Linked DNA regions of Homo sapiens: region 2 is linked to region 1. A link is an interaction called in ENCODE POLR2A ChIA-PET data of the cell type or tissue named here. Cell type or tissue: PC-9. All regions are shown on one strand. Links, peaks and the distances in the headings refer to the core of each region. The heading gives the core; the rest is flanking DNA. Region 1 overlaps PPP1R36 (protein phosphatase 1 regulatory subunit 36). Region 2 has its middle 30 kb from the start of ESR2.

Region 1 (4,406 bases), core at 152-4,151:
ATATCTGCACCTTCAAGATGGTTGCCACTAGCCACATGTGGCTACTGAGAATGTGTCTAGTATGAATTGAGATATATTATAGGTATAAAATAGACACCAGACTTACTACAAAAAAGTAACACATCTCATTAATAACTTGATATATCAACTACTGTTGCATGATAATATTTTTTGCATCACTGGGTTAAATAAAAGACACTATTAAAATTAATTTCACATGTATCTTATTACATTTTTAAGATATGTTTACCAGAAATTTAAAATTACATACATGGCTTTCATTATCTCATTACTGTGCAATGCTAGTCTGTATCAGTTGGAATATTTTGTTGCTGGACTACACATATAAATTATCCAGTGAGCTTTAAAAACTGACACACTCTTCCCATGTAAAATGTCTTAGTACATCTCAAAGATTTAAAAATTTCCATCATCTCTTTATCCTAGACAAAAGTTACTTTTAATACTGGCAGTGATAAAACTCTAAAGCACACTATAAAATCTTACTTACACCATATAGCTTTTGGGTTTCTTTTCCAGTGAGTTTTTTTCCAAGTAATGGGATAAGTAGTACAATAATGCCATGAGGAAATTATCAAGATTCTTATTCCTATGGGGAGATTTGAAACAACAAAAAAAGAGTCAATGCTAACCTATTTCAAATGTAAGATTTCTCATAAAAAATATATGAGCACACAACACAAGAATAAGTAGAAAACTATGTTATCATGCCTATCAAAGAACTAATTTACCACTTAAAATTATATCTACTATATATTTAAAAATTTAAGAAATCTGGTTTTTGTAAGTAAAACTTTTGGAGAGGTCAAACACTAAATTCTTATAGTTGTGCTTACTAATTAATTTTAATTTTTAAAAAGTTATTATACAATATATTTCCATTGTTTAAAAAATGTAGAGAAATGTATCAAGTAAAAATTCTCTCCTCCTACCTCTGTCACCATCCTACTCCCTAGTGGTAACCACTATTAAGAGTTTGGTATGGGCCAGGCACAGTGGCTCATGCCTGTAATCCCAGCACTTTGGGAGGCCAAGGTGGGTGGATAACTTGATGTCAGGAGTTCGAGACCAGCCTGGCGAAACCCCATCTCTACTAAAAATTACAAAAATTAGCCGGGCGTGGTGGTGCATCCCTGTAATCCCAGCTAGTTGGGAGGCTGAGGCAGGAGAATCGCTTGAACCCAGGAGGTGGAGGTTGCAATGAGCTGAGATTGTGCCACTGCACTCCAGCCTGGGCAAAAGAGCGAGACTCCATCTCAAAAAAAGAAAAAAAAAGAGTTTGGTATGAATCCTTTCTAAACTTTCGAAAACATAGACAATCACATGTAACATCCTCCTCCACCAACATATACACATGTACATGAATATATGCCTTCAAAATGTTTTTTGGTAATAAGTGGCGTAATACTATACATACAATTCTTTGCAACTTGCTTTTGTCACTTTTCTGCGTAGCATAGACCTCTTTCTATGATATTATATGTAGATTTCCGTCTTTCTTTTAAAGAGCTGAATAGAATATTCTATACCTCATATTTACCTAGTTTTCTATTGTGGGTATTTGGTTTTTTTAAAAATATTATAGACAGAAGTGAAATTGCTACCACAGAGTGTATGTGCCTTGCTCTCCAAAAAGGCTGCACTGATTTACAATGTTCTCTCATTTGTTTTTAACTAGAAGTCACTGTTTTCTTTCTAAATATTTTTCAAGACTTTTGCTGCCTTCTTTGTGGCCCCAGATGGAAATTCTTTCTCTGGCATTGCTTTACTGAACTATACCTAAAGAGCAGGATGAGGGTGAGCATTACAGATTTTCTTTTCAAGATATTAATAACTCCCTGTCTCAGGCTGGGTTCCCCCAGCAACAGACACTGGGCCAAATACTTGAAAGTGAACAGTTTAGTTGGGAGTGATCTCAGGAAACATCAGTAAGAAAGTGGGGAAATGAGACAGGAAAGGAAAGGAAGCCAACAAAGAGGCTGTTAACAATTAAGTGGAGTTCAGTCCTGCAGTGACTCTGGGAGACAGTGTAGAAAACATCTCAAGAGTTTACCTATCAACTCCTCCACCAGCAGGGCACTGAATGAGGGCTGCTTCTAGGGCACTGATTCCCTAGCTCTGAACTTGCCCTGCAGTCAGGCTGAGTGTGTGCCTGTGGTGGAATGAGCCCTTCAGGCCGAGTCTCAGGCAGTTGCCACAAGCAGCCTGTATGTGTGTGCAGAGGGAATGGGGAGGGGTGCAAATGGCATCGGGCACCCAACTCTCACTGAGCGTTCGCGGTGCTGAGGCCACGTGAGGCACAGCCACGCATAGCCATACAAAGGGCCCACAATTACACAATTACTTCCCAATTTTGTAGCTGAGGAGACTGAGGCTTACAAAGGTCAAGAAACTTACCCAGAGTCACACACCTAGCACATCCTGGGGCTGCCAAACATAACTAGTAGAGAAAAGTGATCTTCAGTAAATGGGTATATCTTTTTTTTTTTTTTTTTGAGAGGGAGTCTTGCTCTGTCGCCCAGGCTGAAGTGCAATGGCATGATCTTGGCTCACTGCAACCTCTGCCTCCCAGGTTCAAGCGATTCTCCTGCCTCAGCCGCCAAAGTATCTGGGATTACAGGCATCTGCCACCACGCCTGGCTAATGTTTGTATTTTTCTTTTTTTTTGGTCTGAGAGAGTCTTGCTCTGTCACCCAGGCTGGAGCGCATTGGCACAATCTCAGCTCACTGCAACCTCCGCCACCCAGGTTCAAGTAATTCTCCTGCCTCAGCCTCCCAAGTAGCTGGGATTACAGGCGCCCACCACCACGCCCAGCTAATTTTTGTATTTTTAGTAGAGACGGGGTTTCACCACGTTGGCCAGTCTGGTCTCAAACTCCTGACCTTGTGATCCACCTGCCTCGGCCTCCCAAAATGTTGGGATTACAGGCGTGAGCCACCGCACCTGGCCAGTAAATGGGTATATCCTTTAACTATTATATAAAAATAGCACAGTCCATGTGAGACTCTGACAGCATGCTCTCCATACTACTTGCCCTGGGATTTTATCTGGGGTTCCCATGACTTCTGGCTTCCTCTCCCTGACTCTTTGGTCGCAGTCTTTGTGACTAGGTCCTGAGAGGATGGCTTGCATAGAGCCAGCCTCACGCTCTTCCTCTAAAAATCAGATTTGTCATCACTTATCAGATGAAGTTACTGAAAAATAAAGGATAAAAGATCTAAAATGACTCATAAGCAATAGATACCTCATAAATGTTGTAAAAGAACAGATCCGCTGCATCTCAGTATCTTGTAGCAAAAGCAAAGTAACAACTGAAAAGAGAAAATGAACAATTGAGAGAGGGACAAAGAGCTACCTTAGAGAGTCACACAAGATACGTTTATGTATGGATGTTATATGTAGATGGGCGGATGTTTATGTATGGATATGTGTATGTATGTACAGATGTATGTTTATGTATGCATAAAGAAACAGTTACTCACATTTAACATCATCCAGTGTAATGGTGCCCTGTTGACCTCGTTTCTCTACAGCTTTAGCTGACTTATCATCTTTTGCAGCAAGTCTTTTATCTGTCAACCTGTTTTGGAATATAACAGTTTCTAGTAGTGTTTTAATATATTTTAGTTGTATTTAATCTATCCTGAGGTGCAGGAAGCATTTATTAAAAAGTAATAAGAGCCTGAGTGTCATACATGGGTTTTGTTTGATGTACGATCATTTTGGAATGCTTTTTATTAAACATTTTATTTACTATATTAAGGCAAGAGGGATGTTCACTGCCTGATATAAAATGTAAGTACAAATACCATCCAAAATAGATCATTTAAATCATCTGTTCTGGTGTACCTATCATTTTCAAATTTTAAAAAACTGTAAAAAGTTGAAGATGTGCTAACAGCCAAGTTAACAGGATACATTTATCGGGACTATCGTAATTCCCACCATAATGCTGAAACAGCACATGTTCTTTCTTTGATGGGTATTCGCATTGCGACCTAGAATAATGGGAATGGTATTTTCGTAGTTTGTAAAGGCTGAAGCCATTCCACTGAGAGATGCTATCAGCAACTCTGGCATGATTGGGAAGTTAATCTACCTGTCTGAAGCTGGACCATCAGTTTCTGCAAAGTGAACTGCTTTGCCTTTCTTTCCTTTTTCCTTGACTTCTGCTGCAGGTGTAAAACTGCAATAAAAATGAGATAATTAGGGACTTCACCTTTTCCAGGGGAAAACAAGTCAAATCATATCATAGCTCATAATCTTTGGACTAGCATATATTATCAGCAGATCTGAGACACAGCAGTGTTCAATTCATCTATTTATATATGGAACACTTATCTAGAGAAAAAATTAAAACTTCAGACTTTACATTCAGCCTCTA
Region 2 (4,406 bases), core at 191-4,190, 240 kb after region 1:
TGAAGAAAAACAATTTTTGTTATCTTGTTTAACTCTAGGAGGTAATCGAGAAATGTTGAGTTGTTTGTTGGTTCTCTCCCAAAGGGAGGGTAGAAGGAAGCCATGGTTCCTTTATACCGTGGTTGACTGGGAGCCTTTATGCCTTTCTGATATATTAAGAGAAAATGCAAGGGGGGCCTAAAGGTCTCTGTGATACTGAAGAGAAAGGTATAGGGGTAATAGGGCTGTGAGAAAGCTGAAAGCTGAGATCATGTTACAGAATAAGATAGCGGAGTTTCATATTTCTGGTATGGGGCAATTCCTGCTGATGACAAAATCCAGGGTTGTTTTTGGATCTAGGTGTAGGTGGTTGAAGTAGGGTATAAAGGCAGTCATGTGCTGGTAAACTGGCTCTTGAGAAAAAGCACCCAATTTGAGCATTCATTGACTTTTGATACCAACATGTCATTGAGCATAGAATTAGAAAGAGATATGAATAATCAACTCTTGGGAGCTGGAATGATCTGGCTTTAACAACCACTTTCTACATCAAAAAAAGTTAATGTTATTAATATTAGAATAATAAATAATTAAATAATAAATGAGTGTAGGTGTAGGGCATTGGAATTAAGTACACACATGAATCACAAAGCTGTATTATTGGATCGATCATCTACTGTGACCCCTGAAATCTTGAATTATGGTATGAGTTGGTATAGAAGAAGAATGTGAGGCCCCAAATCTTCATTGAGTGAAGGAGGGTTGAGGAGTAGTCAGTAGAAAAGAATAAAAAGAGAAGATTTTATAGAAGTCTGTTGGGGGTAAAATATTGCTGAGGAAGTAAAATAGTACTGAGGAAGTGTTCTTCAAATTCCTTCGACTATAACCACTTTTTAATGTAATCTGTATGTAAAGCAAGGGTCTACATGATCCAATTTATGTGTTGGCTCCATTTATAAAAGAATATTTCAGTTGTCAAAACTAGTTGACAGTACAGTTAATCCTTTAATAATCTGGGGTTAGGGGATATGGCCATCATGCAAAAAAAAAAAAAATCTGTGTATAATTGTTGACTCCTCCCAAACTTAACTACTAATAACCTGTTGTTGACTGGAAGACTTACCAGTAATATAAACAGTTGACTAACACATATTTTGTATGTTGTATGTATTATACACTGTATTCTTACAGTAAAGCTAGAGAAAAGAAAATGTTATTAAGAAAATCATAAAGAAGAAAAAATATATTTACTAATCATTAAGTGGAAGTGGATCATCATAAAGGTCTTCATTCTCATCGTCTTCACTTTGAGTAGTCTGAGAAGGAGGAAGGAAAGGAGGGGTTGGTCTTGCTGTCTCCGGGGTAGCAGAAGTAGAAGAAAATCCACGTTATCAGTGGACCCATGCAATTCAAATCGGTCTTCAAGGGTCAACTGTAATTCCAATCTTAATTATTTGCCTTAACTAATTTTCTTAATAAAAGGTGGAATATTCATAATTTACAATAACACCTTCATTTTCTTAACTTTTCTCACTATATCTCTCACATCACATCCTAAACCTTTTTCTCCTGTGCCTAACTCTCCATTCTCTTAAAAAACTCTCCCAGATCCAGTCTATGCTGCTCATAATTTCTCTTCCCTTCCTCTTTTTCCTACCTTCTTTCTAATGCAAATTCATCATTTCATGAATAATTTTCTCTCCTCTTATTTCCTACTTTTACTCAACAAAAGTCCAGAAACTAAACTTGCTTACTCAGATCCCAGAGCTGCATAAAAGGACAGGAGATCTTGGATGATGTGTGGGTTGGAAACAGAAGGTATTACATTCTTTTGTTAAATAATTGAGGATTTTGCATGTGGTTAAAATGATGTCAGAGCTAGGCAAGGAAACGGGATTCTCCTACATTCCTGATAGGAGATTAAATTGGTACAACCCATTTGGAAATGCATTTGTCAATATCTCCTAAAACCAAAGTGTATCCCTAAAACCAGAATATATCCTACCCTGTGACTCAGCAATTCCACTCCATCAACAGTGGAATGTAATGAATATGGCTATCAGGTTTCAATATGCTAGTGACATCTGCTACATCTATTAACAGAAGTCTATAATTTTTTAACCTCTGATCTCTGAAAACTTATTTTATGACTTTATTACTCTACAAACTAAAATGTCTTACTATTGTGTATCAGATCCACTTCTTTTTAAATTAATTTTTAAATGTCAAGTCTTAATAGTCTTCCTTTAGCCTCTATTTACTAATTTATTGTCCCCACAATGTCACTCTAAACGTAACTGTTAACTATCAGGAAGTATTTCCTTCTTTTTCTATAGAGAACAGAAGATCTTCAGCAGGAAATTCAGATGCTTACTCAGCAAATGGAACAGCTGTATCATCTTTATGAACAGCTGTTTGTGAATCATTCCAACTTGAAGAAAAGTATAGGGAACAACAAAAGATCCTTGAAATACCTGGAAGGAAAAATTGCTTTTAATGATGTTTTAAAAGATTAGACTATGAAAAAAGACTTTCCTGAATTATAGATGTTATTTTGGGCAATGAAATTAACTATTTATTATTCTAATATTAATAACTTTAACTTTATTTGGTGTAGAAAGCTGATAAAAACTATTTATATTTCACTTAACATTGGAAAAGTGAGGGGGAAAAATCCTTAGAGTTATGCTTCTAATTTTATCAAAAAACATGCCCTTTCCCATATCTTCAGTTTTTTCACTGTGTACATATTTGACAGATAAAACCATCAATATAATATGGAAAGTTTAGTGTCTTTTATAATCTCTTCTTGTAAGTTACATAACATCACTTCTGCCATATTCTATCAGTCAAACAGACCAACCTGATACAATGTTGTTCGAGACTATAAGGGTACCAGGCGGCGCGGTGCAGATCATTGGTGGTCATCTTAAAAGTCTGGCTACCGCACTCATTTCTTTTACTCACAAACTGAATGATTTGCTTATTCATTCATTTATTCAATACTTATTGAACAACCACAGATTTTACAAACATATAGGACTGGCTGGGGGCAGTGGCTCACGCCTGTAATCCCAGCACTTTGGGAGGCTGAGGTGGGCTGATCACCTGAGGTCGGGAGTTCAAGACCAGCCTGGCCAACATGGAGAAACCCTGTCTCTACTAAAAACACAAAAATTAGCCAGGTGTAGTGGCTCACATTTGTAATCCCAACTACTTGGGAGGTTGAAGCAGGAGAATCGATTGAACCTGGGAAGTGGAGGTTGCAGTGAGCTGAGATCGTGCCACTGCACTCCAGCTTAGGCGACAGAGCAAGACTCCATCTCAAAACAAACAAACAAAATAGGACTTAATGAAGTAAGGTCAACAGTAGACCATATAGAGTTTAAAGATAAATATATCATCTCATCTAGCCTCCACCTCTGCCTTTGAATATGTGTATGGAAATAATACATTGAATGGTTAATCCATGCAAATAAAAATAATCCTTTATTAAGTTTTCTTAAGATTGTACAAAATAACGTGTGCTTGGCCAGGCATGGTGGCTCACACCTGTAATCTCAACACTCTGTGAGGCCGAGGTGGGATCACTCGAGGTCAGGAGTTTTAAGACCAGCCTGGCCAACATGGTGAAGCTCTGTCTCTACTAAAAACACAAAAATTACCTGGGCACGGTAGCACATGCCTGTGGTCCCAGCTACCTGGGAGGCTGAGGTGGGAGAATCATTTGAAACTGGGAGGCAGAGGTTGCAGTGAGCCAAGATTGCACCACTGCACTCCAGCCTGGGCAACAGAGTGAGACCCTGTCTCAAAAAACAAACAAAAAACAAAATAACATGTGCCTACCCCAACACTTAAAGCTATGCTAAACAGTTTAAAGGAAATAATAATTTTCTCTCTGCCCATGTCACCTCAGTAACCAATGTTAACCATTCCCATAGTTATGGAAATATGTAAACATATATAAAGGGTAATGGTGTCTTCACAAAACTAAGATCATTCTAATAAAAATATTCTGCAACTTCCTCTACTTAGTAGTGCCTCATGGTTGTATCTTAAGTTAAAAGATATAGCTCTTCCTTTAATAACTGTATAATATTCTATAGTATGCATGTATCTTAATTTATTCAACCATTTCTCTTTTGAGGGATGATATAATTATTTCCTTCTTTTGGTCACTACAAATAATGTGAAAATAAGTATCTTTCAACTTATATCCTTCCACACTGGTGCTTTTGTTGCTAGGGGATTAATTGACAAATATGAGCTGATAGGGTCACAGTGCGTATTTTAAATTCTAATAGCCATTGTCAGATTACTATTTGCAAAAGGATAGAAGCAGTTCATTTAAGAGTAAATCATTCTCCTTTACATCCAGCTAGCATTGAATGCTGTCATTCTTTTTTGTTGTTAGTTGGGTAAAAAAA

What was found. Peaks named below come from ENCODE experiments on the same cell type or tissue, not always from the same donor. Only the 100,000 strongest peaks of a DNase experiment are listed, where the experiment ranks them.
Region 2: POLR2A ChIA-PET joins it to region 1 with 8 read pairs; 4 of 35 experiments call an interaction of 5 or more read pairs at or near these places.

Annotation. Positions count from the first base shown.
Region 1 is chr14:64,564,553-64,568,958 of GRCh38, reverse strand. It overlaps PPP1R36 (protein phosphatase 1 regulatory subunit 36), which reads right to left. Exons shown (of 12, transcript NM_172365.3): 4 at 4,122-4,208; 5 at 3,505-3,602; 6 at 3,267-3,333; 7 at 512-610. Among named protein-coding and RNA genes, the nearest start is that of PPP1R36, 17 kb to the right of the region's middle. In PC-9, for the core only: no CTCF peak of the experiment used is centred there; no DNase peak of the experiment used is centred there; H3K27ac peaks cover 541 bases.
Region 2 is chr14:64,322,609-64,327,014 of GRCh38, reverse strand. It overlaps a transcript of ESR2 not described here. Among named protein-coding and RNA genes, the nearest start is that of ESR2, 30 kb to the right of the region's middle. In PC-9, for the core only: no CTCF peak of the experiment used is centred there; a DNase peak (open chromatin) is centred at 1,994; H3K27ac peaks cover 1,120 bases.